Linked DNA regions of Mus musculus: all the other regions are linked to region 2. The links are chromatin loops, found by intact Hi-C in ENCODE. Cell type or tissue: left cerebral cortex. All regions are shown on one strand. Region 1 has its middle 85 kb from the start of Nectin3. Region 2 holds the start of Nectin3 (nectin cell adhesion molecule 3). Region 3 has its middle 470 kb from the start of Nectin3. Region 4 has its middle 460 kb from the start of Nectin3. Region 5 has its middle 260 kb from the start of Gm24651. Region 6 holds the start of Cd96 (CD96 antigen).

The links. Hi-C counts contacts between places; a loop is a spot of excess contacts. Peaks named below come from ENCODE experiments on the same cell type or tissue, not always from the same donor. Only the 100,000 strongest peaks of a DNase experiment are listed, where the experiment ranks them.
Region 1: it touches region 2 in a loop (6-fold over the local background); 5 of 42 quality-filtered maps call a loop at or near these places.
Region 3: a loop joins it to region 2, with 3 times the contacts of the local background. A loop is called at or near these places in 3 of 42 quality-filtered maps.
Region 4: a loop joins it to region 2, with 3 times the contacts of the local background. A loop is called at or near these places in 3 of 42 quality-filtered maps.
Region 5: it touches region 2 in a loop (13-fold over the local background); 11 of 42 quality-filtered maps call a loop at or near these places.
Region 6: a loop joins it to region 2, with 4 times the contacts of the local background. A loop is called at or near these places in 8 of 42 quality-filtered maps.

What each region holds. Positions count from the first base shown.
Region 1 is chr16:46,579,248-46,584,247 of GRCm38, forward strand. No RefSeq gene overlaps it. Among named protein-coding and RNA genes, the nearest start is that of Nectin3, 85 kb to the left of the region's middle. In left cerebral cortex, no CTCF peak of the experiment used is centred here; a DNase peak (open chromatin) is centred at 2,031.
Region 2 is chr16:46,494,897-46,499,896 of GRCm38, forward strand. It overlaps Nectin3 (nectin cell adhesion molecule 3), which reads right to left and starts at 2,071. Exons shown (of 6, transcript NM_021495.4): 1 at 1,719-2,071. The coding sequence starts at 1,878. In left cerebral cortex, CTCF peaks have their summits at 2,054 and 2,254; DNase peaks (open chromatin) are centred at 327, 1,251, 1,748, 2,304 and 2 more places; H3K4me3 peaks cover 3,851 bases; H3K27ac peaks cover 3,474 bases.
Region 3 is chr16:46,962,988-46,967,987 of GRCm38, forward strand. No RefSeq gene overlaps it. Among named protein-coding and RNA genes, the nearest start is that of Nectin3, 470 kb to the left of the region's middle. In left cerebral cortex, no CTCF peak of the experiment used is centred here; a DNase peak (open chromatin) is centred at 2,936.
Region 4 is chr16:46,954,948-46,959,947 of GRCm38, forward strand. No RefSeq gene overlaps it. Among named protein-coding and RNA genes, the nearest start is that of Nectin3, 460 kb to the left of the region's middle. In left cerebral cortex, no CTCF peak of the experiment used is centred here; a DNase peak (open chromatin) is centred at 2,259; H3K27ac peaks cover 368 bases.
Region 5 is chr16:47,766,776-47,771,775 of GRCm38, forward strand. No RefSeq gene overlaps it. Among named protein-coding and RNA genes, the nearest start is that of Gm24651, 260 kb to the left of the region's middle. In left cerebral cortex, no CTCF peak of the experiment used is centred here; no DNase peak of the experiment used is centred here.
Region 6 is chr16:46,119,416-46,124,415 of GRCm38, forward strand. It overlaps Cd96 (CD96 antigen), which reads right to left and starts at 833. Exons shown (of 15, transcript NM_032465.2): 1 at 617-833. The coding sequence starts at 677. In left cerebral cortex, CTCF peaks have their summits at 1,355 and 2,140 (motif pointing right); a DNase peak (open chromatin) is centred at 2,161; H3K4me3 peaks cover 258 bases.

The DNA of each region.
Region 1 (5,000 bases), 84 kb after region 2:
AAACATTGTGCTTCACCTTCTACCCTAGCCTTGTCTTTACCAGGGATGCTAGCGAGTCCATGCAGTGGGAAGCACAGACTGCAGACAAGTGCTTGGTGCCCCACACAGCCCAGAACCACTTGAAGCAGAACTTAGCATTCTGGGCCCATGTGTTGTTTCAGAAGCCACAATTTCATCAGGCAAATAAGAATTATTTTTACACCCTTTCCTCTCACTATGAAGTCAAAGAGCATGTTCATGGCACACAGATTTTAAAACTCCTGTGAAGAATTTGAGTCACTTGGCCTCCTGTTGTTTTGCCTTTTTATATAACTTTTATAGTACAAATGGACACTGAAGAGAGGAAGCAGTAAGATAAGCGCTTTATTCCCAACCAGCCCACTGGATGCTCTTTGAACACTCCTGTGTGGCTAATCTTTGATTACATTACAGTTCGGTATTATCTGCTCAAATGGGTTTAACTTGTTTGAAGGGAATGCTTATGGCTTAGTACATTTGAAACATGTGTATTAGGGAATCACTATTGTAGAATTTTCTGTGTATGGTGCTTTTTGTTGCTTTAATATATATATATATATTATATGTAATATATTTATATATGCTTATATACATATATAAAATATATTTATACAAATATATAAAATATATTTAAGATATATAAAATACAATATATATAATATATGTATATAGAATATATAAGTATATAAAATATATATGGTATAGTAAGATATACCATAGTCCCTTGAACATATGACTACCCATCCTGAATAATCCCCTTTCCTTTTCTGACTCCTGCTGGCCCTCCACCAATGCTCAACTAGACAACTCACCTTCATAAACTACATCTAAGCTGAAAAGTTGCTCACAGTGAAAAATTTTCTTTGACATTCAGAGTCAGAGAGCAGTGCCCTCACCACTTACTACATTATCTTCATTGTTGACCTACGCCTACGTACTTACCTCCCCAGTGAGATGATAAGCTCTGCATTGGCTACTATCTGATGCACAGATGCCTGGTATAAAATCTGTACATGGTTTAAGAAAAATCTTCCAGTGAGTTCTCAGAATAAAGAAACTGTTATTGTACTCTGCCAGCAACCTTGCAAAGCATTTTTGCTTCCTAGCGTCCCCGTTTTTCCTTACCTAGACAGTTTTCTCTAGCAAAATCCACAGAAAGTTGTTTTGCACTTAGCCTGTTTACGGGTTAATGTGTTGCACATCTGCCCACTTTAACCAGGGAAGAAAACCATTTTTACCCATTATTAGCTACTTTCATTTCCCTGTAAAACCTGAGTTAATGAGCGTGGAACTTGCCTTGCTACCATCCTCATATTAAGGCATAGAAAGCATTAAGCAGAATCTATATTTCAGGTTAAGAGGACTGAAATAATGCTGATAACACAGTTGCTGCCATCTCCTCTGTATAATAGCATTTTTCTCCTAGACTTTCGCATACCTTTATCAAACCTAATGAGGCAGAAGGTGCCAGTTCCGTGTGCTGCGGTGAAGACGGCATCAATAGCCCAGACTGAATTCTGACCTAAGGAACAGGTAACAGGTTCCTTTCCAACACCGAGAACGTGAACACAGAGAGCTGCCTTAGTTCATGCCTTTTCTTTACACTGAAAACTCTGGGCCCCTTGTGAGTCATTTCTCTATAGATAATCTAGGGAACGATTATTTAAAAACCTTTGAAACTTTTACCCCTGGATAGGTAGGCAGGCTAAGCAACCTCTAGGGAAGGGCGAGTTCTTATTTTTACCATCCTTTCCCAGGTGGTTCTTGTATGTTAGAAAGAAGAATAAGTTTCACAACTGCTGGCAAACAAGTAAAGAAAAATGGCCCCTTAAATATAGCAAATGGCAGTGCACTGCTTTGCCTCATTTAAACTTAGACTATAGTTGATATTAATATACATTCAAACTGCTAAAAATTACTCCCAGCGGCAGCTGTGTAAAGTCACTTTTTTTTTCACACGGTTGCTTGTAATATGTGAAGTCTTAGAGTAATGCCTTTAAATAGTTGAAGAAGAGAAAACCGAAGGCGAGGTGCCAATTTCTAAATTAGGAACCATCACCTCCGCGAGCGTATTGGGTGAGGAGCGCTCCTGTGAGCTGTCACTGCTTGCTGGGTGGAGTGCCACTCCTAGGTTCTCAGGCTCTCACTGGTGCCAGGGTGGTCTCCACACGTGTGGACGTGGTGCTGTGCTTTATGGTAACAAGGGGACAGGTTCTGGCTTCACTCAGTTCTCATGCAGCTATCACATCTTTTGCCTTTTACCCATGATAAGTTAACGGTGACTCATCTCCCAGCCTTTATACACCGAATGTGAGGTGTCCTGTACTCTGCTGGTCATTTGGTCATTATTCAAGAGATATGAGTCCCTCCCGCTCTTTCTTGTGTCTTTGTGCATTCCCTTTTCTTCTCGCTGTCTTCTCTCCTGTCTTTTCACTTCAAGGAGCTGCACTTACCATGCTTACCCTGAGAATTTCCTAATGGCTTCAGCCCATGCTGCTTGGCCGCCCACTTTTCAATGTTCTTCTTTTTAGTTGGGAATCATTACTTTATTATTGATTTTATTTTCAGTTATATGTGCAAACCTATCTCAAATACTCAGAATAGACGTCTGTGGACTTGGGGTGATTTATTTTTATGTAGTTATCATTCCATGTATTATTATATGTTGTAACCATAGACTCTAGTAACCATGCAATTGATTATTATTATTATTATCTAGGACCCATCCAGATTTATGTCTAAAAGGCCAGTCTCTAATAAGGCAAACAGTGGCTTACCCACTCTGGCTTTTAAGCTTCTAGTTAATTAAACAGCCTTTCATTCTGTGAGCTGACCTACTTTTTAAAATAAACTATCAGCTGGCTGAGTTTTTTTCCACAATTTTCTTTGTAAAAAAAAAAAAAAAATCAAAGCAAACTCCAAACTTCTCATCCTATTAATGTGTTTGAATTTCACTGACTACAGATAGCTAAATACTCACTGTGGAGCCCAATTGAATCCTTAAGGATTTAAACGGTAGATTTAACTTAGGAAACATAAAGAAAAGACTTAGAATCAGAAATATTGTGAAGGATCAGTCCCACCAAATCTGTTGAGTGAAACACACACGGGAAGGCAGGGTAGAGATAGCTCATCTGAGAGCTTCTAACCAGTGTTCACTGAAGAAAAGCGTTTCACACGTAAAAACAGCTAAAGTCTTAGTTATATGTGCATGAGAAAGTTCACGGGCAAAACCTAGTTGCAGAGTTTGAGGTGAACTGAAGCACTCCAGTGCTTATAATTTATTTCTTTCAATTATCCATCATCTCTAAAGGAATCATTATCCATCATTAAATACATGAATCCCTCTTGCCTCCAACTCAAAATACAACTAGGATGCAAAACAATATTTCAAACTCAAGGTTCTATCTAATCTTGTGAGGTTTTTGTAAAAGGCTAAGGTAACTACCTTAATAATAGTATTATCTATATCTATCATCTTGATTTAAATATTAATTGCACCCACTTACACAATCAAAAGTAATTCAGTTTAGATAACATTTTAAAGTAGCTTTTTATAGTGCTAATCTCAGCTCCAAGTATTTCCTGGTTTGTCATATCTCATATCCCAGGATCTATCTCTTCATTGGTATTTAGGGTCTGGCATAAAGTTCATTCTCAAGCTGTGTTAGTTAGTCCTGTTGTCAGTTTGGGTTCAGCACCAATATAACTGGAATGTCTGCTGTGATTTGAATGTGCAATATCCTCCATCATTCATGCGTTTGAATACTTGGCCTCATATGCTTATGCTATTTGAGAAGGAAGGGGAACCTTTAAGAAGACTTGGGGAAGGAAGTGAATCACTGCCAGTAGGTCTTTGAGGTTTGATAGCCTGGCCTTACTTCCTGTCTGCCCTTTGCTTCGAGACTGCCAAAGGAATGTGATTTGCTATCATGCTTCCTCCAATCATGAAGGTGTGCACCAAAATAAACCCTCTTCTCTTAAGCTGCAGGCATTTGCTCATAGCAACCAGAAAAGTAATGAATGCAACAGCCTGGCCTGTGCATGGACTATGGCTTTAAGTGGAGACTGTGTCTGTGTAGATAGAGTCAAGTCAAGAAAATGTCTGATTGGATTGAATTGGAGTCCAAAGCCAGTGACTGGAGATGTTGAAGGAAAGAAAGACTTGAAGGCACACAAGAGGCTATGTGCAGATGGAGCTAGACATTGGAGTTAATGGAGTTTAGGGTCAGCAAAGCCCACAGAAGGTGGGAAGAAGCAAGAAAGCATCACATCTTAGAGCTTTCAACATGGTCACTTTCCCGTCAACATTCTGGTTTCATATTTTTGTTTCTAACGTTTTACAAAACAAATATATTTCTCAAGCCACTCAGATCCTGGTCACTTCTTACAGAACCCCCAGAAAATGAATACAGTTTCTTAATAGTTTAATATTTTGGAGGATATTTAAGGAGTTATTTTAAGCCCACAAAGTGAATTTCTGTATATTACATACTCAGAATTTTAAGTTAATCATACCAAAAACCCACCCTCAGTTTTGGCCACCTGAAAAGTCTTAGGAATTAGATTTTGTGTTTAACTTAGTCTTTTTATATCATATCTGCATATTTCGAACATACCTTTCAAATTTGCTGGAAACTTTTGTAGCTTGTCATATACAGCGTGGCAACCAAAGTTAAGAAATTGTCAAAAACTCCTATAAATTCTTTTGTAGATGGATGGGAATGACCCCTTTCTTTAAGCAGGATTTTAATATAATTGATAATTTGAAATTTTATGTCTCTACCTACCTACATGTAGCTTTAGATACATATCTGTCTAGTCTATCCGTGCACCACTTATATCTCTCTTTTGTATTTGTATATAAAAATATATTTTCAGTTTCTTTTCATCCATAGTCTGTCTGTCTATCTATCTATCTATCTATCTATCTATCTATCTATCTATCTATCATCAATCTATCTGTTAGTAGATTCATGTAT
Region 2 (5,000 bases):
GTTTGCACCCAGATGTAATCAACAACTCACTGACACAACCACGATGAAATTACCAATGTAAACTCTATTTTCTCTATCAACTTTTGCATCACTTCAGTCTCCCCTTGGGTTTTATCTACACAGAAAGCCCTCTAGACCTAGAAACACTCCTTCAGTACTTACCACAAACTAAGTCACCACAGTCAAATGCTTGTACCACGCACATACACACACTTCCTCCAAGTATCCTGGAACTGAAATCCTAAGGACCATCCACGAGCCGCCGTAATGGCTCATAAGAACAGCATACAAATTCTATGTAGAACTTAATATTACCTTAAGAAGGGAGCTAAAGGCTTAAAACTTACAGGACTAAAAGCTGTTGTCTCGGGACCAAACATCTGGAGAGTGGGGATATGGAAACTGGACATGCTGGACATGATAGCATGTCGTTTCTCACAAAGCACTCCATGTAAATCAAAACCTTGACTTACAGCACTGGAAATGTACTAAAATTCTCAGTCTGTAAGTGGCACTCAACCTCAACATAATTTCCTCTCCCTATGAACTAACTACCCTGACTCACCTACCAGGAGCAGATTTTTCTTTCTTCTGCATCAGAGCACTAAGGAAATTTGTTCACATCTCTCCCTTATAATAAATACGGGTACATCAGCTTTTAAGATTTCATATGCACTGATAACCATTGTCTGAAAAAAATCTAAATCTAAGTTGTATTCCTCCATCTTTCCCGTCAGCAATCCTTAAATGAACAACACCTTGCGGCATTTTGATATTACCCAGACATTCAATAGCCTAAGACTGACTGGTAGCTTTATTTCACCAAATCAATGCTGTCCACTGATTACCACGTCCACTTCTCTAGCATGAAAAGTAAATATATCATTTCATTTTCATCTTCCTTAAAAAAAAAAAGTAGGTCTCTAAAACTAGTCTCAGATTCCGGGAACGGAACTTACAAAGAGATTAGCTCCTAAATCTGGAATAAAAGAGGCACACTGGAGAAACCCGGGGCTACTTGTTTTAACAGCCAGGGAACAGTAGGTGCAATATGTATTCAAAAGGTAAATCTTGCGTCCCCGAGAACAAGGTTTTCTTCTAAAATAACCAGGGGCTGCGTGAAGGACGTCCAAAAACTGGAAGGCGGCGTGAGGGTACCATCTGGGATCAACCCAAAGATCCAAAGGTTACCAGGGCACAAATCGTGCTGGAAGGGGGATGCAGGCGCAGAGTGGGTTTTTAAGATGGTGCCTTCTCCCGGAGGCCAGGAGGCGTGGACCCGAAGGCTACAGTGCGCTGGGCTAGTGTCCACAGGGTTTCCGGACTTGCAGCTCAAGTTTCATCGGAGAGAAAGGAGGAGGCGGCAACATGCACTCAGGCATCCTAACCTCAGCCTAGAAGTCCGCGCTCTCCGCTTCGGCGCATCAGCTCGGAAGTAACGGTTCCCGGGGCACGCGGGGCTCCGCGCACCGAGCTCCACCGCCAGCCCTGGGGGCCCAGCGCGACGACCCGCGCGGCCTCGGGGGGCGGGAAGCCAGCGGTCGGCGCCCTGTTCGCTCTCCCTGCCCTTCCCGGGCCTCGCCCGGGGCGCGGCGAAAAGTTTCCAGGCAAAGTCCGCGGCGGCCGCTCGCGCAGCCAACCGCCCGGCACAACCGCCTCGGCTAGCCTCGCCGCCCGCGCCCGCCCTGCTCAACCCCTCGCTCGCCCGCTTCACCTACCACAGAGCCGGGAGAAGAGAAGCAGGGGAATAAGCAGCAGCAGCAGCGGCGGCGGCGTCGGGGCCGGCAGCAGCAGTCCGGCCGCGGGAGGAAACGCCGAGGAAAGTTGTGCTTTGCCGCCTCCAGGACACAACGGGGCCGGGCCCGGGGTCCGCGCCATGCCCGCCTTGCCCCGGCCCACCCGCTCGCCCGCGCCCCGGCGCCTCAGGCTCTGGGTGGCGGCGGCGGCGGCGGCCGCGGCGCGGAAGGGCCAGCGCGCGTGTCCTCAACCCCCGGCTCCTGCGCCGTCGCCGCCCGCCGCCACTCGGCCGAGCGCTCGCGGCTGCCTCGACTCCGCCGTCGCCGATGCCACTGCCGAGGCTGAAGCGGGAGCCGCCCGCCGCCGCCACTCCCCTCCCCGCGGTCCCCGCCCGCCGCGAACTCCTGGGAACTCGGAACGCACCACCCCGCCCTGCGGGAGGGGGAGCCGCCGACCCTCACTACCGGGACGAGCCCGCCCTCCCTGCCGCCGGGCTGCCTGGACGCCGGCCGAGCCGCCCGCCGAGTCTCCTCCCACCCTCTCTCCCCACACGCTCCTCCCACTTCCAAAAGAAAAAAAAAAAAAACTTCATCCACTTGGAAAACCGGGCTTCTCCCGAGGCTAAGCAATCTGGACCAGGCAAGGCGGCCCCGCCCCTTGGCCCCGCCTCGTCTCCCCCCCTCGCCAGCGCTGGAGATGGTCTCGCCCACTCCGCCCCTCGCGGGGCTGGGGCCGCCGGGGCACACAGAGGCGCTCCGAGGCGGAGGGCTGCGGGACTCCTAGTCCTGCCTTTTTCTCCTCCAGAGTGGCGAGGTTCCCCTAGCGGGACCAGGGATAACCAGGGGGGTGAGGGGAAGGCAAGATGAGGGTACCGGCTCTCCGCGGGTCGGAGCGGGGGGTTGCCTAATTTGGGAAGCTGGATACCGCGGGGCTGGACCAGCCTTCTCCCTCCTCACCCAGGCGTAGGGACTGAAAGGAGATTCTCCACTCCTCCCTCCTCCCCAGGAGCATCCCGGTTCTCCTCTGTCCGGGACCGGTGTTGGCCCAGGCGTTTAGCCTGCTTTTTACACCGGGAGGGAGGCTTGTTGGAAGGGTCAGCGGAGCTGCCGGAGGACAGGAGGGGGCCCTCCGAAAGGTTTGCTCTCTAGCTCTTGCTTCTCTTGGGCTGCCCGTTTGTCCACTTTCTGCGCCGGGCGACCGGCAACAGGAGGCCATGGATCTCCCATGCGAGGTCTTCGAGTGTGGTCTTGTTTTCTCTTTGATCGTTCGCATGTTCGCACTTGTAATTTTATTTTCTCGCGTGTCTCTCTTTGAGTTATTCTCAGAAAAGTGACCTCGGGAAGTATTAAACATTTACCCTTAAGAGGAGCATCTGTGATTCACCATAACCCTCCCTCAAACCCCCAAAGCTTGTCTGCCCTTCCCTCCTCCTCTATCCGCCACGCACAGCCGGAGTGACTTGACCTTGAAGCCCCAGTTACCGTAGGGGGAAGGAGATGGATGAACAGTTTGGGCTATCTGCGGAGGCGGTGGAAGCGGAGGACACCGTCCGGAGGCCGGACACCATTAATTTTATGTTGTCCTACCATCCCCACCAGATAGCTAAAGATGTGCTCCAATAAGAATAACAGCCACCCAGAGAGCAGCCTGTGGCCACTAAAGTAAAGCTTGCCTGGTGCCCACGACAACGTCGTGCTCCAGACTGAGTCACTGGGATCTCCTCGGCTTAACACACTGATTTATGATGTCTTACTCACCTCCGTAGCATCCTATCCAGTCTCTCTTCTTTTTTTATCTTGCTCCCAGCACTGGGGCTACTTGTATTCATTACTTCCACCCCTTCCGTCTTTCTCCCTCCATCTGCCCGCCCCAGTCTTCCTGCAATCACTGCCTTCTATCACCTATCCACCTATCCTCCCGATGCACTTATGAATAAACCTTGCCCTGCATTGCTGGGGAGATCCCCCGGATGATGCTCATAATTGACAAACTGTAGCTATTGTGACATCCCCTCAGCTGTGCTGACACCACTCTTTCCCTTGAGAACACTTCTTCCCCTCTTTTCACATTCCCTAAATCTAATTTCACTGCTAAATTTAGACAGAGCCCACTGCTGCAACCACCAGCTAATTATCTGTTTAGATAGCACTTTAACACGTTGCTGAGTTTCAGTTAAATGTTAACCAAAATTTTAATATCGTTAGCCAATTTCATTTCCCCAGTCTTCCCCTGATGGCTCCAGATTCCAGGAAAAATAATTTAGCTAACATTTTTTAAAGGTGCCAAAGGCTTAATTCGGGGGCTACTGTGCAGTCTGCTTCGAAGAATAAGGAATTAACAGGCTGAGGCTATCTCCAAAGGGTGATCTGGAGCTTTTAAACAATCCTCTCTCTATGAAAACAGTTGATAGTAGAATGCAATTCTATTCCCTCACATAAATGAAGCAAAAACGTGGAGAACTTACTTATAGACATGATATGATGAATAAAAGAGCAATGTGCTGGTTTTTTATGTGAATACACGCATTATGTGCTAATAATAATAATTTGTGTTGATATGGCATCTTCAGCCAGAGATGTCAAAGCACATGTTCGTATCACAGGGAAGGTGGCAATTACTATTATCCCTGCTTGACAGTTGGAGGAACCTAGGCACAGAGGTTAAGTGCTCTGCCAACCCTGTCTGCCATATGCACATGTACAGTTGTTTTTTTTTTTTTTTTTCCTGGCTTTTTTTTTTTCCTGCCAGAATTTCCTTCTTGCCTTCCTGTGGACAACACTGAGCCCTCGGGATTTCTTTTTAAGTAAAAACTTTACTTAGGCAATATGATTTTCTGCTTTCCAAATGTCTAGTCTGAGATTACTCTACTTCCCCTAATGGATATTATTACTGGGCACACAATAAAAAGATTTTCCATTTCATAGTAAAACTTGTTTTTTCCCCAAAGACTAGAATTATTGATTTTCTTTTAAACCTTTAACATGAGAACACTATTGGGCTTCATAATTTCAGTTGTCTAACTTTACAGATAAATTCCCATTAATATGGTTAAAGAAATAATTCTTAACTAGTCAATTAAAATTTTTGATCCCATTTCATATGGAAATATATATTGCATGTTAGGAAAAACATGTCAAGAATGAGCGACACAAGCCTAAAGCCAACAAGAGTTTCATTATTTCAGGTTAAGCATCAATGGGGCTCAATCCCACTTTTAGTTTTAAAGACCTTTTGCCAATTATCAGAGTTCATTAGCTCTTAAC
Region 3 (5,000 bases), 470 kb after region 2:
TGTCCATTTCAACATTGAGATAAATATATTCAATTATGTCAAATTTTTTCATGTTATTTTTCTTCTGTGGTTGTCAATTATTTTAGAAATGGCAAAATAAGAGACTGAGAGGTGTGAGGATACTAGAATATAAATGCAACAAAGTCAATATAGATTACTGTATGGCATGTTCCTATTTATATGTGCAATTTAATGCACGTCTCCAGAAAATCACTAAACAAGGACCACTTATTTTGTAAGTTAGTAGCTTGCTCCTTGAAATTCTACCCACCACCTTTACTCTCCTGTTACAAAAATAATAATAACAAAGGTGCAAGTTTAAAACTAATGGAACTTATAAAAGATGCTTGCTCCCTCAAATAATCAGTACCTTGCAAGTTAAAATTAATGATGTATTATTTCTTGTACTATCAACTAATAAAATTAAAATGGAGTGGAAGGATAAAAGAAAAATACTTTTTCTGGTAGGAGCAAAAGCTACTACCAAAATTTGCAAAGCAATTTCTTAGACTCCAGCAGAGTTTCAGAGACTTATTCTTGTGTTAGACATTTGAAACCATGGAAATATGTGTAAATTCCATAGAAAAAAACATTCTTTAAATAGGTAGTTGAAGAATCATTTAATTTTTTAATAGGAGAAAAATGAAAACAGTCTACCTGAATATCCCTCCAGAGGGCATATTTCTATATTTCTAATCCATGTTTCTTCCATTAAGTGTCTTGCATGTAGTTTAAACATTTAATATTTAAAATTTAAAGTTAAATGGAAATAATATATTATCTTTAATTTCACATCTATACTGATACTATTTTCACATAAAATGACATTAGGCATTCAATTACATATTTTTTTATTCATGTATTTAATGTGCATGAGTTAATTTACATAGTAAATATCGTGTTATGCATTTTGCACACAAATAAATAGAAGCTAAAGAATGGCAGACATTTGCTTTCTATTTGCATTTTAAATTGTGAGTCTATTTTACTTCAACTTTAATGTAGTCTGATATATTATTTTATTATACATGTTTACATGTATAGAGATTTACCTAGATACATACCTTATATGTATTATAATTGATCAAGGAAAACAGTAGGTAATGAAATGACCAAGGGTTCAGGGTCAGTGAGGGCTGATTTCAAAATTATCTAATCCCAGCTCTACCAATAACCTGTTAAAATTATTTGGGGTGAGTATTGGCTTTTCCACCTTGAAGCATAATTTATAGAACCTATGTACATGACATACCTTCAGGATCATATGTGTTTTGAAAAATTTTACAATTGAGACATTTTTTGAATATGCACAATACAGAATGCTATATTTCACACAAAATTTGAGAATGCAATATTATAAACTCTATTCCTAGGCATTCCTCAGAGCCTAGGTACATGCCTTTAGTTGCAGCACTTGGAAGGCAGAGGATGGCTGACCTCTGAGTTCAAGGTTGGTCTGGTCTACAAAGTGAGTTCCAGCATAGCCAAGGCTACACAAAGAAAAAAATTATTATTCATACATATCATTTTGAATATTAAGTATGATTAACAAATTAGCAAACAAAGCACAAATTTTATTCTGTTTTCATCAGAAGTACTGCTCCTGTGAATGTTGTAGCAAATTCTACGGAATTGGACTAAGTTTGAGCTTCTGTCTTGTGACTTCTGCTTTCCTATGATTTAAAACAGAACTGTAAATGCTGGCCCAGAGTCAAAATGCAAAGCCTAACTCCCTTTAAACACATACTAAGTGCAGCTCTCAGAATTTATGCCACATAATATTGATCCTTTGTCTGTGAATGGAATCCAGAACTTATCCGTAGTCAATTGTTTCTGGCTGTAAATTGAGGCTGCAACCTCTTAGAACTGCAAAGCAGGGTCCTTTCAGCCAACGCTTGCTAGTGTATGCAATGGTGTCATCGTTTGGAGGCTAATTATGGGATGGATGCCTGGATATGGCAGTCTCTAGATGGTCCATCCTTTTGTCTCAGCTCCAAACTTTGTCTCTGTAACTCCTTCCATGGGTGATTGTTTCCAATTCTAAGAAGGGGCAAAGTGTCCACATTTGTGAGACTAGGCCGGGGCCTAGCAAACACATAAGTGGATGGTCACAGTCAGCTATTGGATGGAGCACAGGGCCCCCAATGGAGGAGCTAGAGAAAGTATTCAAGGAGCTAAAGAGATCTGCAACCCTGTAGGTGCAAAAACATTATGAACTAACCAATACCCCGGAGTTCTTGACTCTAGCTGCATATGTATCAAAAGATGGCCTAGTCGGCCATCACTGGAAAGAGAGGCCCATTGGACATGCAAACTTTATATACCCCAGTACAGGGGAACGCCAGGGCCAAAAAATGGGAATCGGTGGGTAGGGAAGTGGGGAGGGTATGGGGGACTTTTGGGATAGCATTGGAAATGTAATTGAGGAAAATACGTAATAAAAAAATATTAAAAAAAAAAAAGAACTGCAAAGCAATGGAAAAAAGTTAGTGGAATCAAGGAATGGCATATTTGGTTCCCAGAGAGGAACTGGTAGATACTCTTATGTGGCAAGCCACCTTAATCCAGAAGGGCTACATCCTATCAAAGTTTGAGTAGCTGCCTGGTTTGTCCCCATTCTGTTAGTTCCTCCTTTTCTTACTTTTTTTTTTGTGTCACCTTCATTATACAAGTTAATTAGAAATTTTACTTTAATTATTATTTGTATATTAGATGTCTTTTGTCCAATATTTTTCCTTGCATCTTCAGTAAGATAATAAAATCCTAAAATAAAAGTCTTTGGTTTTCATCTAGAGGTTTCAGTATCCTATGGTGCTGTCTCCCACAACATATGGTCTAAAATTTGAAGCGATTTCTTTGTACTTTACAGACTTACAGAATTTATTCCTTCTCTGAAAAAAATGTGTGCTGTTTCTGTTTCCCACAGCTGATGTGAGAAAACACTCTTTTGGGAGAGTAACTCTGATAATGCAGAAGGAAATCCTCTTCTCCCACAAGCCCTCCAATCCCAACGTGGCTCCAGTCCTGGTTCCGATGTTCCTGAGGAGAAGGAGTACAGGCAGAGTGTGCTGATCCTGCCCCTAGCAGTTGAGATAGAAGGGGAAGCAAACCACGCTTCCGAACAGAGTCGATTCGGTGAGGGTCAATACAAAGGGCTTCCCTAATATCCAGCTTTCTGAGTCTTGGTCTACTATTTGTCTCCTGTGTGGTGGGGATTGAAGGAAATGTGGGCTGAGAAGATCATCTGTAGGCACCATCATGGGTTACTTTCCTTTTTGTTGTTGTTTTGCTTTAACTGGATATTTTCTTTATTTACATTTCAAATGTTAATCCCCTTTTCTGGTCCCCCTTCCCCTGCTTCTATGAGGGTGATCCCCCATCTACCAACCCACACCCACCTCCTGTCCTCACTTTTCCATACACTGGGACATCCATCGAGCCTTCGCAGGACCAAAGGCCTCTCCTCCCACTGATGCCGGACAAGGTCATTATCCTCTGCTACATATGCGGTTGAAGCCATGGGTCCCTCCATGTGTACTCTTTGGTTGGTGGTTTAGTCCCTGGGAGCTCTGGGGGAGTCTGGTTGGTTGATACCTTTTTAATCACTCCAACTCTGTTAAAAGAGAAATTCCAGCTTGATTTGTAAGAAGAGGTAATTTCTGCAAGTCTATACAGTTAAAATTCAGAAACATATTGCATTTACTTGGGGCTGTTTGAGGTGATGTCCTTCCTTGAGGAGGCAGAGGCTTCCTTCAAACTATTCCTTATAGAATAAATGCATCGGCTGCAGGAGTGTGTATAACGATGTATCTGCACATAAACTAGGGAAGGAACAATAGAGAAAGAACCAAGAGCCTACATGTGCACTCATCAGGCAGTATTTAGTGGGTGGGATTCAGACATAGCTAACTGTCACTGGCTTTGTTGCGTTTTTCCCAAACCCTGTCCTTTCTCTTATCTAATGAGCTTAGCAGCCCCATGGCCCAGGAGCAAGTCCTCTTAATTCCATTCCCCAATGTTTCCTTTTTTACCCATTATTTTAACTCTAACATTGGTTGTAATGCAAGAATGGGAATAAAGTCAAGGTTATCGTAGAAAATGTAATTATGGCCAGAGGTAGATCTGAGATGCAAACTTAAGCAGAAAATATTTGATTTAGTCACAGTGTATCTGTTATGGAGAAGGGAAATTTGGACATGAATTCTTTGGATGAATTACTTAACACAAAAATACCTTGTTTTTTTCTGGATGCTTTAATACACAGAGGGAAATATCAGGCTAAGCCCAAGCAGAGAATCAAGTGTGGAGGAAGATCAGTTCACTAGACAAAAGAAAAGCAGGAACTTGTAGGTGTGTGTGTGTTTTATTATTAATCAAATTTGTTTTTACATAATTTTGCACATGTATGTAATACATAGCAATCACTCACACCTTCTTCTACCTACCATCCCTGTCATCACCATTCTGTCTCTACAGATGCAAACTGTGACATATTTGATGAAAAACACATGACCTCTTACCAAATATACATATGGCTTATATTCTAGGCTGTCCTCAGGAAGATGTTATCCAACTTCAGATGCATTAGAGCGTATTTTAGACTTTGAATTTAGTGTTTGTTCCAGTTGGTATTTTAAATAAGAGATCTGGACTGTTTTCCTCTTTCCTGTGTTCTTTAGTTGGGGGTTTTATGCCTTTTACCAACATCACCCTGAGAAGTAACAAAAATAGAGGGATGGATGATTGCCAGGATGGCTGGTTGCATGGATGATAAATATTGCATTATAGATAGATTTCTAGAGTCTGCTTGAGATTCACTAAGTCAAAAGCCTTACAAATAGATCTCTGGAGCAACATGTGTAGAAACTCCCATATGACTCGGACTCTCTGGCTTGTTGAAAACACTTGACTTAGAGCAGATACTGGTAGATGTTTCACGTCACATACAAACTGAAAGTATTATGTCTTCAGAACAGATTTCCTCTTCCCTCCATGCAGAC
Region 4 (5,000 bases), 460 kb after region 2:
TCATAGTCTTAAGTGTTGTGAAAATAAGCATTTGACATGACATGTGGCTTATAAACACAGTTTTGAATTGCATTTCTTCTAAGATGCACCCTTGAGACAATATCAGCCAAAAAACCCTATTTTTTTTCAAATCACTGGTTCCCAAATCATATGTGAATATTTCTTTACAGTAAATATCCAAAAAACATAGATTAACTAAAGTTAAACAGAAATCTTTTGAAGTACGTACAACTGTTAAATTATCAGAAATCCAAAGAAGAAATAGGTTAATTGTTGCCACGATGTTACAATCTATAAAATTGTCTGAATGAAAAATTACTTTCATAATAACAACACCCCACACACACACATAACCACACCCATACCCACACATACCCACATCTATCCCCCCACACAACCCCCCACACTCACGGGGACACACACACACATACACACATTACATGCTTATTCACTCAAACACACAAATCACATTGTTTCTGGGGTTCTTGAATCTAGTCCTCATGCATATAAGACACATACCGTGTCGGTGAAGTCAGCTCCCCAGCCCCCATAGTAGAGATTTTTATAGAATCCTATATAAGTAAACAGACTACGGAAGTCAAAACAGCATAATAAATTCAAATACTGATTAGATAATCAATGAGGCTAAGAATTTAATACACTATTTAAAATTTTGAAAATGGTATCATGATTACACTTTTAAGAGTCCTTATTTTGTTATGATTTAAAGATATGATATATAGGATTTAAATTCAAAATAATCTAAGGTTGAAACAACGGGTCCCTGGTATTTGGTTTTTGTTTGTTTGTTTGTTTAATTCTGTTTATTTTTTTACAGTCCAGTTGTTACCCACTACACTCCAACATTTCCACATCCTATTCTTCCTATCCTCTGTCTCCAAGATGATGTCCCCACCCCCATCCCTATTCCCTGCCCCCATCCTACCAGGACTCCCCACTCCCTGTGGCCTAAAGTCTCTTGAGGGTTAGGCCTGTCTTCTCTCACTGATGCCATACCAGGTAGTCCTCTGCTGTATACATAGGGGGAGGGGTTTGTACCAGCTCTTTGCTATGCTGCCTGTTTGGTGGTTCAGTATCTGAAAGATCTCAGGGATCTGGGTTAGTGGAGAGTGCTGGTCTTCCTATAGGGTTGCTGCCCTCCTCCTCAGCTTCTTCCAGCCTTTCCCTAATTCAACCACAGGGGTCCCAGACTTCAGTCCATTGGTTGGGTATAAGTATCTGGTCTGTCTCAGCTGTTTGTTGGGCATGTTGGAGAACATCCATGCTAGGCTCCTGTCTGTAAGTTAACCATAGCACCAGTAATAGTGGCAGGTCTTGGAACCTCTCCTTGAGATGGATCCCAAGTTGGGTCAGTCACTGGATCTCCTTTCCCTCAGTCTCTTCTTCATTTTTGTCCCTGCAGTTCTTTTAGAAAGGAACAAATCTAGGTCAGTGTTTTGACCCCATCCCTCCACTTGATGTCCTTTCTTTCTGCTGGAGGTGGATTCTACAAGTTTCCTCTCCCCACTGCTGAACATCTCATCTAAGGTCCGTCCCTTTGATTCCCTCTCACCTCCCAGGTATTTGGTATATCCTAGAGGGCTCCCCCCCTCACCTCCATGAGGCAAAACTGCCTTTGCCTTCATGGGTAGTATTCACTGTAGCGTCTGTTATTCCTGAGGTTGCCTGTTTCCATTCTTTCTGCTGGCCTTCAAGGCTTCTCTCCTGTTCCTCCCCCCAATACCTGGTCATGTCCCCCCACCCTTTTCCCACCCACTTCCCTCCCTCCCTCTACCTTCCATGATTGCTTTTTTTTTTGTCCCTCCCAAGTGGGATTGAAGCATCATCAATTGGGGTCCTTGGTATTTTTAATGTAAGACTGACCACAAAGTGACTAACTGATAGACTATCTGATAGGTATATGATGATTCACTATGTTATTTAATCATACGTGTGTGTGTGTATGTGTATGTTTAATGTATATACATGTGCAAACATACTTTCAATCATATATATATATATATATATATATATATATATATATATATATATGTATATATATATGCTGAAAGCTTACATATTTTATATCTCCTAAAATGAAGAAAAACTGCCTTTGCCTTCATGGGTAGTATTCACTGCAGCATCTACAGAAGGCCCTAACAGTTGTATAACTAACTATTTTATGTCAGACTCATCCTCAGCTCCTCCATAACACCCTATTGACTGAGCCAAGAATCTCTGATTCATCCTTTTCCTCCCCCTCATGGATGAGTAATTTGGACTGGATTTAGAGTGATGTTACTTCAAGTTCAGATGATAAACTCTTAGTAATATTTTGATGCTTCGTTTCTTGCCCAGAGTGTTTGGGCACAAGGTAGGGGTGAGAAACCCAAGTTTCCAAACTTTGGAGATGTGGTTTCTGCTTCTTGGGCCACTTCTGCTGGCTCTACCCCATCTGCCAGTGTTCCTTATAAGAAACAGCCCCACTCTTGTGTTTGATTCCAATTTCTTTGTAGCAACACATGTTTAGGTTATTTTCCATTATAAAGTTTCCTAACTACAAATATAACCATTTATCTCAATATAAACTAAGGGAAAATATAAATATGTAACTAAAGGAAAAATTTGTCAAGCTAAGTTGTGGTTCATGGGGATCATTATGTACTCCAGAACTGTGGTGAGCTGTGACTTACCCCATGGTCATTTACAAACTCTTGGTTAAAGATGACTTTATAGTACTCCAGGAAGACTTCCTACTCTGCATCCTTCTCCACAACTGGAAAAGTAATATTTTTCTGAAACGTCACTTCATTTCTGACTAAATGATGGTCTTCTTCCGGGTCTTACTGTGACCCAATCCCTAAAATCTTTTATGCAATGTAGGCAAATCCACTCCATGCTTTACCTTTTCTCTCTTGTTACCAAGCACAGCACACTCACATTTGTAAGCCACTTCATTTTCTTTTTTAAAACAAAGACAGAAATTAATGTATGGAAACAAAATAGTTATAAACATATAGAAAATTTTAAAACAGAAACTCTCATAACTTCAATTGCTGATTCTGGTACCCAGAATTCATCAAAGGACTTATCATTTTATCACATTGTAGTTTTTTATTGGGTATTTATTTCATTTACATTTCCAATGCTATCCCAAAAGTCCCCCACACGCTCCCCCACCCACCCACTCCCACTTCTTGGCCCTGTCGTTCCCCTGTACTGAGGCATATAAAGTTTGCACGACTAATGGGCCTCTCTTTCCACTGATGGCCGACTAGGCCGTTTTCTGATTCATATGCAGCTAGAGACATGAGCTCCAGGGGGGTATTGGGTAGTTCATATTGTTTCTCCTATAGGGTTGCAGATCCCTTTAGCTCCTTGGGTACTTTCTCTAGCTCCTCCATTGGGGGCCCTGTGATCCATCCAATAGCTGACTGTGAGCATCTACTTCTGTGTTTGCTAGGCCCCGACATAGTCTCACAAGAGAATGCTGAAAGCCTATTTACTCTGTTGGTTTGAGAATGCTTTTGTTAGTTCACAACCCTCTCTGAATATCTCATATGCAAGGGACATACCCAGAACTCACCTGCTCTCAAACCCCCTCCAGAATTCTCTTCTTATTAACTGAATAGTGTTGAGCTGTCATATCCCTTGTGAGGGAATTGTTTATGTTAGCATTATAGAACTAAAACAGCCATGCCTTTAAAGTTTAAAGACTCATTAAGATAATTTATCAGGCAAAATTTAGAGATCTCTTCATAAATAGGTAGACTGGTAGACAGTATGCCTTTAGAATTAAACTATTTTTTTATTTGCAGGAAAAGACCATTTCCAAAGTTTTTATCATCATTTTTCCCTTTTGCTTTGGCTATTTATTGAGGAAGTCATTAGCATGACCTCCTATTCACCTCTGCATTGCAGCTTCATCCAGCATCTCTCCAAGCTGATTATCTCTTTTGAAAATGTCTTTGGAAATTTGAGGGCAAATGTAGCTAGTTCTGAACAAACTCCTTTATAAGCCCTGGGCCATAAAACAGTTGATGTCTGTTACACAATGCTGGCATGTAAAGTAAATTGTCTCAGAATAATGGGTATATGTAAGAAAATGCTCAGAATAAAAATATCAGTTTTCTGGTATCCACTATTTGACCATGCGCTATCGACTAGAGGCAACTGTTAAAATTCTACAGTAGGGCTTTGTCTCAAGCACTATAATGATAACATTCTACTGGGCAATAATTGCAATTTCATAGTTCATAATGGATTTCACAGTTGAGAGCGTTAGACTGTGAGAAGAGGATCCTGACTTGGCTACTTTTATGAAAATAATGATTACTATTACCATTTCATTATATCCCGATCAACATCTATCAAGAGATTGGTCTATAGAATTAATTAGCAATTTTCTTTCATATACCCAAAAGTTATTATTCAAAGGGTTTTGTATGAATTCTGAAAAAAATCTTAAAAAATTTAACCAAAAATATATTTTGTAGGAATTTAAATAATATGAACTTTCACAAATTTGATAGGTTAAATATGAACTTCATATTGGATTTTCTGCAGTATTTCTTTAAAACATAAAGAGAGATTTTGGTAATGGAAACTGAATTCCAGAAGAAATAAAAGTCTTTGGGGTCTTTAAATAAGTTCAAGGCTGTAGGCTTAGACAAATTATGCTAGAAGCTAATGAGTCTCATCTGCCCATTCTAAACACTGAGAACTTGGAAGAGGTTTGTAGAAGCTATAAATGGGGAAATGCAAACAGGAAGATGAGTATTCCATGGGCTTTAGACTGTCAGTGACTTTAAAGTCCTAGGCCAAGCGTTTAAGGAAAAGAATACTATGACATAAAATGTTGATTTTTTTAAAAAAAGTAATGATTCCTGAATGTTTTGTTTTATTGTTTTCATTGCATTTCACACACACACACACACACACACACACACACACACACACACACACACACAAACACACACACACTGCATTTTTCTTTCTTT
Region 5 (5,000 bases), 1.3 Mb after region 2:
GAAGAGAACGCACATTGTTGCCAAGGTTTTGCATGAGAAAAATAATGTACTGTTAAAAAAACTCACAAGCTTTAATAGGAAGTAACTAAGTAAGGAAAATAAGTGAAATGACATTATACATAAGTGCATAAAGCAGTTGATAAAAACAGATGCAGCTCCCTAACTTACAAACTTCAGTGTATAGTGCCTCTCCCTTCTGATAAATTCCACATCAATAAGCAAGCTGTAGAAAGATTTTGACCTTCATAGGAACAATGTTCTTCAAAGTTTTTTTTTTTTTTTTGGTGCATGGAAAATTGTGGGGAAAAGGTCACTCCTAGTACCTGTTGCTGTATGTGCGTGTTGCACATACATTCTGTGTTGTGTATATGTCCACCTACAACAAGGCATGGTATGCCTTGTTTATGTCTTAAGAAACTCGTGTATCTCAAGGCACAGGAGCATCTAGGTTGAGGTTAATGATGTGGAAATAAGTCCATCCTTCAAATTAACTTCAGAATATTATTTTAAAGGAGCTTCATGGTAATCACTTTTCAAAATATCAATGGACCTAATGAAAAGAAAGTGGCACTGATGATAGACCCTATTTTCTCTGTTTTACCTCTCTCTATTTATTTTCAATGCAAATTTGTTCAAAGAATTCAATCTTATCGGTTCCTTTATATTGTTAGCACACTCATGTCACTGAATAATTTTCTTCCATGCTTACATTAAAAATGTAATAGGAATTTTTTAATTGACTGCTTTGTGTGCACTTTATTATGCATATCCTGCATTTCACCGTAGAGTGTAATCTTTCTCAGACTAGGCAACATCTAAAGTATAGTTCACAATTATGCATAATTCTGTTTAGGGTTCTTTAGTACCTACTAAATATTTCCTCACTTTGAAAGAGCATATTTTAGATTGCATTGTGGTTCTCTGGTAAACACTTATGTAAAAGGTAGAGATAAGGCTATTTGGGAGGCTGGAGGGAAATTTACTGTCTAATCATGTTACCAAAGTATTTTCTTGGTAATTACAGCGGAAAAATACTAGTTTGTGTAAAATGAGATTTAGCATTTTTAGTTGAGCTAAATCAAACTGAAAGAATGGAAATAAATATTGTAGCTAGGGTTTTCAAGTAATTGTAGTATAAAATATATAAAAAGGATACAAAGAATGGTTCAAATTCATGTTCCAAACTGTGATTAACTTTTCATACATACAAATGAACATATGCCATGAAAAGTGTTGCTCAGTAAATAATGACATGCATTTAAAGTTTGCAGGTGGTAAGCAGTCAATTCAATCAGGAAAAAACAGAACTCTCTTTTCTATTCTATAAAGAAAGGAAGGCATTATATGGAATTATCCATACAAGGAAGTGGAGGGGAAAATCCAATTATCAAGTTTCTGAGGCATTCTTTATATTGTTCTTTGACAAGTTACTTTTCTAACACATGTGTGTGTGTTCTTTTCATATATATATATATATATATATATATATATATATATATATATGAAATCATTTGGTATCACCTAAATGAATACTGATTGCAACCAGAACCTTGGCTTAATACATTCTGAGCCTTATTTCACTAACACCTTGGAAAGGAAAGTTCATCAAATAAATTATAAGTCACACTTTCAACTGTGAGGAGTGTATTTTACAAATATGATAGTATTTATTTGGTATTATATTCAATAAAGTATGAATCAAACTTTAGAATAAAGACTTTTAATTTTTCATGTCACATTTTTGTGCTTTAAATGTTACAGTATATTTAAAAGACAATGTACATAAATGTCAACAGTAAACCAGTAAAATTACATATTGCTACGCATCATCTATCATCTATTACCTATACATACATCATCTAGGTATATTATCTGTCACTTTCCTTACAAGAAGAATGTTCCTAAGTCATTCATTGTTGTTCTTTTAATGCAGTATCAAAAGTTGTCAGAGTATTAATTGTATCAACTATATAAAATAATTTTAATATTAATCTTATCTATTGATGGCATGAATATGATATATATGCATATATTTTACATATAAATACCACATATGTATATATTATGTTAGAACAGTGCTTAACACTCTATATTCATTGGATAAAATTGTTCATTATTATCCAGTGGGAACTGAGTTTTCACCTTTTTGTTTGTTTGTTTGTTTGTTTACATTCTGTGCCTAGTATTAAATATTTAATGTATGTGTTCAATTAGCTTTCATCAATGAATGATCAGTTTCATGGACTGTGATTCTTCAGTTTACTGGTCACGTCATTGAACATAGAAATAAACCTAACACAGGTCAACTACACATACTTAGTGATTCAACAGCAATTGTTAACCCATTTTTATTCTAGCAGGGTAAAGACTTAGCTTTGTTTTCATGATGCACTAACTGCCATCCTAAAAGGGATCAAGAGGATAACTGTTCCTGAAAAGGTGAAGGCTGGTTAAGACCCCTTAGTCCTTGAAGATCTTGTAGAGTTGGCATGAAAACAGCTTCCAGCAAGTTTTCTGCAGTTGAACTGAGGAATTTTCTTAAGCCAGTATGTTCTACCTAGGAAGCTAAAGAAACATGCACCACAATTTCATGATAATTAGATCAAGAAAATGTTATTCTTAAAGCAGCAATAACAGAGCTCACCTCATCCTCCACCATTAACCAATAGGACAAGATTTTATACCCACCTAAAGGTTTTACTCTGGAAGGAAATTCACGTTCTTTTCTGCCAGGGAAGAGTCTCAACAGCTTCTTCTTTTGCCAGTTGTACACAGTCCTCAAATGACATGATGTACTGAAATCACTCTGCAAAGCATGAAAACCAGGAACCAAATGTCATCTGTGGAAAAGGGCATGAAAGGAGTTGTCTCATGGGATTTTGTTGAACATTCTTTTGGTTCCTCATTGCAATTAATTAACCTCAAACCCAAATTCTTCACTAATATCTCTTTTGGATTAGAACAATGTAAAAATATCATATGTAATGCCATGACTTAAAATAATAATAAACTTATTTGTGAAACAAATATTTGTGCTACCAAAGGAACAGTAGAACTATTAGATTGATTAAAAACAATGACTGGGCCAAGAAAGAGGACTGGGTGGGTTGGTGAGCACAGGGAGTGGGAGGGGATGGGAGGTTGGGAGGGAAAACCAGTAAATGGTATAACATTTGGAATGTAAATAAAGAAAATATCTAATAAGAAAAGAAAAAAAGATTAAAGAAAAAAGAAAAAAATGAAATTAAAATAATAAATAACAAACTAAGTTTTAGAAAAATCCTTCAGAGTATTTGAAGTATAAAAATAAATAAACGATGCAATTCTTCTATTAAGAAAACTTCCTTCTTGGTGAATTTTGTATCTTGGAGAGATAGATGACTATGGCTAATGTCTACAATCTTTGAATTCAGTTGTTTTCTTCTTGTGATTAATAATCAATTGGAGGACTTTAAATAATAATTTACATGTCAGTTTTGCCTTAGAACAGTATCTTTAGTTTAAAACATTTACCTGTTATTTTACCATTTTTTACTTTACTGACACATTTTGCAGCCTTTCCTTTTGGATAGAGAGGTGAAGCACATTTCAGTAGCAATCAGAGCTCTGGCTTACAAGCAGTAGAACTGACCCTGACTAGCCTAAGCACAAGGAGAATATATTGAAAGTCTCTGGGCATGATTGAATAAAGAATAAGCCTGGAAGCTCATCTTGGATAATGATCAGGAACCCAGGACTGGGGAACAGAAGCACATTATTAGGAAGAGTCTTGCCTGGTGCTCACGGTGAGCAATGAGTTCCCAAGTCCCATTACCATCATTTACCAAAGATACAAAGTCTTTGGGAAAATATCCAATTCCAGGTAGACTCTAAAAATGAATTCTTCCTCTGTCTAAGAAACAAAAATCAAAGGAACTATATCTCCCACCAAGTAAATACATAAGTTCTCCAGAACTACATCAGGATGCTCGTGGAGATATAAAACTAAATATTCCTCCTCAGGCAAGAGGCTTTTAGAGAAGTTGGAGAGATGACTCAGTAGTTAAGAGCATTAGATGGTTTTTCAAGACAACACAGGTTTGTTTCTCAGCACCCACATAGCGGCTCAGTCTCAGGGAACTAATGTCCTTTTCTGGCTTCCATGGACCCCATACAATCATGTGGTGCACATACAAATATTGAGGCAAAATACTGATACACTAAAAAGCAGTAAATTTTAAAATTCTTTAAAAGTTTCAGCCTCCTAGTATGTATGTGTGTGTGTGTGTATATATATATACACACACACAGACACACACACATACATACTTAAATAAGCACAAACTGACTGAGACTAAGACAAGTCTGATCAAAAGATACCATGCCTTGTAGTGCAGTGAGTGGCCACAGATGTTGAGCAAATCGAACATGGCCAATTTTTAATCTTCCTCATATGGAGGATGTGAGGTTCTCTGTGAGGAAGTTAACTTCTCCAACCATGATTCCTTATCAATAAAAGCTCTCCAAATAGAATTTTTTGAAGAATTAGCAATAGTGCACTTGACCCATAATATATAATAAATGATAATAATCTGCAAAGATCATCTACCCCTCCACACCATAATTACCTCCCTGCTCTTAATCCCTCCCAACTAATACCTTGCTGACACTGTATTTTCTAGACATGAAAGTACTATCCTTTTCACCAGTTTATTTGAAAAGACCACAAACTAACCTTTATTCTCCCATTTTTTTCTTCCAACCAATTGAAAATCTTTATCCTGATTCCTTTTTAATTGTCAGTATACTATACTATGGCTACGCATAGTTTTTCTTTTACAATCAAGACAACCTGTATGTATTGTTTGAAAAATTGTCTTCAGAGAAGTAACAATTTCACACATGACTAATCATCACCTTCATGTCATGAACCTTTACTCATTTTATCTTTTCCAATATGTGGAGAGATAAATGTGCTCTAAAATCACAGCTCTCAAACACTGGACCACCAAACAGACAGC
Region 6 (5,000 bases), 380 kb before region 2:
TTCAGCACGAATCTTGTATTGCGGGGTTCAGAACTAAGCTTTCCTCCTTCCATTTTGAAATGGACCTTTTAGGTTTCATTTCCCATGGTCATAAAGGGCTCCCCTTGGCTTTGCAAGGTACTCCTTGTATGTAACTGAGTTAGGCTTAACATAAATCCAACCACTAATGACATTAGTATTAGGGAGGAGAGACACTTGTTTGTTAATTTGAAAAGAAATGCCTGAGAGAGGATTAAAAGCTGAGCAAGGCTTTCTGACCACGGACATGATTATAGGGTGTCTTAGTTTTCTGCCGTTGTCTTTATAATGATCCAGGAACATTTCCTCTCCAAGACACACAATTTTCCCATAATTCAAGACTCTTTGAAGAGGAGAAATGGTAAAGAGAGACAAGAGCAATGGCGCTGTTTGTTTCCTCCTTAGGTTTTGTGCTCATTAGGAATCCTGTATCGACTCTAGCATCTTTCCCGTAGCTGCCACTTAAGCAGCTAACTGACAACCTTAGCAACAGCTTGTCCTTCAGTGATCGACTCCTGCAGCAGTCTTGAAGCATTTCAAAGGAGCAAAGGGTCCCTAAGCAGCCATCTGAAAAGACCAGCGTGAGCGGAAGTCTTACCCCTGAAAAACTGTATCTGGATGATGGTGTAAACAACACAATATGTCCATTTTCTCCCCATTGTCTCCCGAAGAGCTCACGCCAGCATTTCTGTAATGATCACAGGAGGCGATTGCTGTTTCTAGCTAAGCAAACGCTAGCCACCCTATTCGTGCTCAAAAACCTCAACTCTACCACAGGGTTGGGGCTGTTGATCGCTTGGCAAGTCCCCAGGAAATGAAATGCAGACAGGAAAGTAGTGTGGTTCAGGGCTAAGTATAACCTTCACAAGAACAATGTGGAAACTGTTCTCTGAAACCTTGCGCCTGTCTCACCTTTAAAAGACGCTTCCATATCCCAAGATTCTCTCCTTCAGTTTCTTTGTCAGTCAAGCTGCTTCTAAAATCGAAACAAAGGAAACTGTGCAGAGAAGTCCCCTTGTGCTTTTTATACATTTCCTTTCAAGAGCACAAAGTCCTTTAGCAAACACGAGCTTGCTGCCTCTTGTAATAGCTTTTCAGTCCAATCATAAGATATATTTTCTTTCCTGAATAGCCCCAGGGTGAAAGAACAATGGTTAACATATTTGATTTTAATAAACCCTGAAGAATAACTGGGAGTAATGTCAGCTATCCAACTGAATTTATTGTCTAGTTCCTTGTAGGTAAATCCACATTTCTGTGGAGGGGAGAAGTTAGGGGGTCTTTCCTACCCTTTGTCCTTACCAGTTTGGAGACCAAATGGGGAAATTGCTCACTGTCACAGCTAGGAGGCGTTTTAAATGAAGGTCTAAGAGCTTTATCTGGCTAATCCAAAAACCATAAAGAACTAAACTACACAGAGTGTCGGTGGGTATGTTAAGTCAGGTGGTCCTGATGACTTTTCCAGGGAGGGTTAGCAATTCAGATCCTTGAAGGGAGGACAGGAAGTGATGTAACTGCTCAGGGCATCTTTCTTCATCGCAGCTGGGAATTCTGTTAAGTCAGTGATGGGACTTAATAAAGCCTTCCAGGAGATGTGTTAGAAAGACTCTGATCTGTGACTTGGTGTCCCTATTAGACGAAGACAGATTATATACTTGGAGAGGAACTTTGTCACCTCTTACTACACCTGTTGTAAAACTGCAATAAAAACCCCAATTTACTGAATTCTTACTTGGAGTACTTAGACTCTTACTGCATTAAAATGAGGAAACTTTTAAAAAGAGAGCAGGAGAATGCCTCATTAAGACGAGAGAGTGTGATTTTTCAGAACTAGAGGTTCACTGTTCACAGAATCCCTGCCTTTTGCTAAGGTGGTTTATTAGAGGCACTTGGGTGTCGGTTGGTCCAATCTGTCTTAGCTATTTATTTGATTCATGGTTCATGATTCTAATACCTAGGAATTTCTGTGGCCTGAACCCATCAGATTTTTACTAATTTTCCCTTGGGATCCATCTAGACTCTTAGAGAAGACACTTCTCAGATGGCTGTGCCACACACGTTGAATGCATCTGTTATTCTGAAGTGGCAAGACCCAAGTGACAGCCCCTCCATGGCTGCCTGCTTGCAGCAGGTGGCAGCAACAGCCTGCAGACCAGAATGGCTATCCCAGGTGGTGGGAATGGCCCCCACAGCTTTTCTGTCTTGGTAATATTTTCTAAAGGCCCTTTCAGCAGGGGGATAGGCATTCTCTGTACTTAAAAATAACTCTTCTATGAAGCCATATCAATCTTTCCTGTTATCCTCTCTGCTCACCAAATCCCAAACCGCACAGCCTTTCTTCTGCCTGATATTCCAGCCTGCTGCATATGAAACAGAAGCTGTCAGTTTCACAATGTGAAGAGCAACCTTGAACTTCTTGAACTTCTGAGACAAATGCGATTATTTACAAAGGGGAGCTAGAACACACACACATTCATTTCTGCTAGAGAAGCAAGCCAGGACTGTGTTTGGACAACGTTTTTAAACAGTCTATGCAAATTACTCAATTCGAAGAAGATGCTTTGAGAAGTGGAAAGGTGAGCAGGAGGTAAACCCCCCCCCCCTTTTTTTGTGGTTCTACAGTGATCAATTCAAATATAACTAGATTTTTTTTTTTTTTTACCTACTCACATAAATTACTTGAAGTGTTAGGCTTTGTGAGCAGTTCCCAGTGTGCTTGAAAACACAGCACTCAAGGATTCGGTTAATTAAAAAATATTTATTGTGACCTTTCAGGGATCACTAAAGACATACATCTCTAGGTCATTTTAAATATAATGGAAAAATCATGGGCTTTCTTCTCCAGAAACCTGACATTCTGCTTGACATTATTCTCAGGAAAGAGAATCCTCCTGTGTCACAAAATGAAACAAACCAAGCTAAAGTTACACCCAGGTAATAAATAACTCTCCCTTGAGAGACAAAGGACATGCAGGAGAAAAGGGGGAGAGGCCTAGGGAGGGAGTGGCCAGGATCCTCTCAAGTATGGAATCTGAGTTTGGCCTTATGCTACAGAAGTCATCCTGGAAGAGACTGTTGAATGAGTTATTCCAGCAGAGGAAGTAGGAGATACCAACACTTGGGAGCCCTAAAGTTCAAGGCAGACACTGTGTGTGTGTATATGTGTGTGTGTGTGTGTGTGTGTGTGTGTGTGTGTGTGTGTGTGTGTGTGTAAACTGTTTGAGGCAGTTGCTGGATGAGAAACAAAGCTACAGAGAAGCAAGTTTGTAATACAGAGAACTTTCGAGTCCAGACTAGAAAGCATGGCTTCTCTTCTTCACTTGGAAATTAACATAGGTCTGGTTTTGTTGTCTTGTGTTTGTTTGTTTTTCTAGAATTTGCATAATGTGATATTGTTTTATCATAAAGAAACATTGAAAAGATGATCCAGATGTCCATGGGCAAGGTGAGTGAACGAAAGATAAAAAGGGAGAGTGCATTGAGTTTGTATAAGAATGGGTTCTGCAATAGTCGAACTTGGGTAGAGGAGGAACTCAAGGAACCCCAATCCTCAATGCTGAAGTATTTGCTACTGAGAGATTAAGAGAGATGGAGAGTCATTGCATTCTGTTGTGTGCCCACTGGTGACCTCACTGAGCACCAATAGATAGGTCCAATCAGTCACAACGATGGTCTTGGTTAAACTGTGGGTCACAGAACAAAACCAAAGTCAAGAATCTAGGAAAAGGACAGGTATGGAGGGGGTTGTTAGGAATTGGAAGACTATAAAAGAAGGGGAGAGAAAGTGATCAGAGTATATTGTTTGCATGTATAAAATTGTCAAAGAACATAATCAATTATTCTGATTTTTTAAAAACGGAGGCAGAAGACCTGTTTAGAATTTCTTTATTCTTGGAGCTGTAGGAAAGTGCCTGCTGGTGGGCAGTGCTGTTCACGGTGTAAGGGCAGCATGGCCTTTACCAAGAAAGGAGAGATACAGTATACATGATAAGTCACCCTGATTGCTCTATCCACAATACTCAGAAGAGTCATGAGTCTGAAACGGGTCCTGTATAAATAATTTTCAGTAAGACTCTAAGGCAATGCCCCAACCATTAAAACAATTCTCACTTCACAGTGTCCACAATGTTGAAATAAGATCATGAAGAGGAGTTCTAAAATTCAGACTGATCCTTCATTTTAGCAAATCATGTGGCTCACAGTTCTGCTCCAAGAATTCTCTTTCTCTACAGAAAACTGCCTTCCCAAGTTAATGCTTTCCCCCTGAAAACACCCCACAGTTAGAAAGTGAATGGTAACAGACAAAACACAATAGTTTGGGTACTTGCCTTGCTTATGGAAACTACAAAGTGTCTACCACACTCCTGAATGATGCTACAGTAAGGCTCTGTAGCACTTTTAATACAGAACAAGATCTCTTTGTGCTCCATCTTGCTTCCCTCATTCACTTGAAAGTATTGTTCCTGAGAGCAGTCCTCAGTGAATTTCCCAAACAGGAGGCTAAGTTTGTTCTACTCTTCTTGTCATGGTAAAAGCACGTGACACAAGCAACTTAAAGGAGAAAGGATTTGTTTAGGTTTACAGTTCTGTGGGAGGGAAAACACACACATTACAGGAAAGACATGGTGGCAGGCCAGGAGACTTGCCTGTCTATTGCATCTATGTTCAGGAAGCCGAATGAACAGGAAGTGGTACCATGCTCTAAACACTCAAGACCCACCCTGAGTGACACACTTCCTCCATGAAGCTCCACCCCCCTCAGGATTTCCATAATCTTCCTAGGTAGCAGCACTTATTAGGGGACAACGTGTTCAAATACATGAGTCGGTGGGGTGTAGTTTCCATTCAAACCAGAATAGCTGGTTCTCCAGGGACCCTGATCTAAGATAAGCCCTTACTTAAATAAGCCAATCATAATCTAGCTATCTCAGAGGCAGACCTGTTGGAGACCCACTCTTCTGAAATTATGGAAGAGAAGAAAA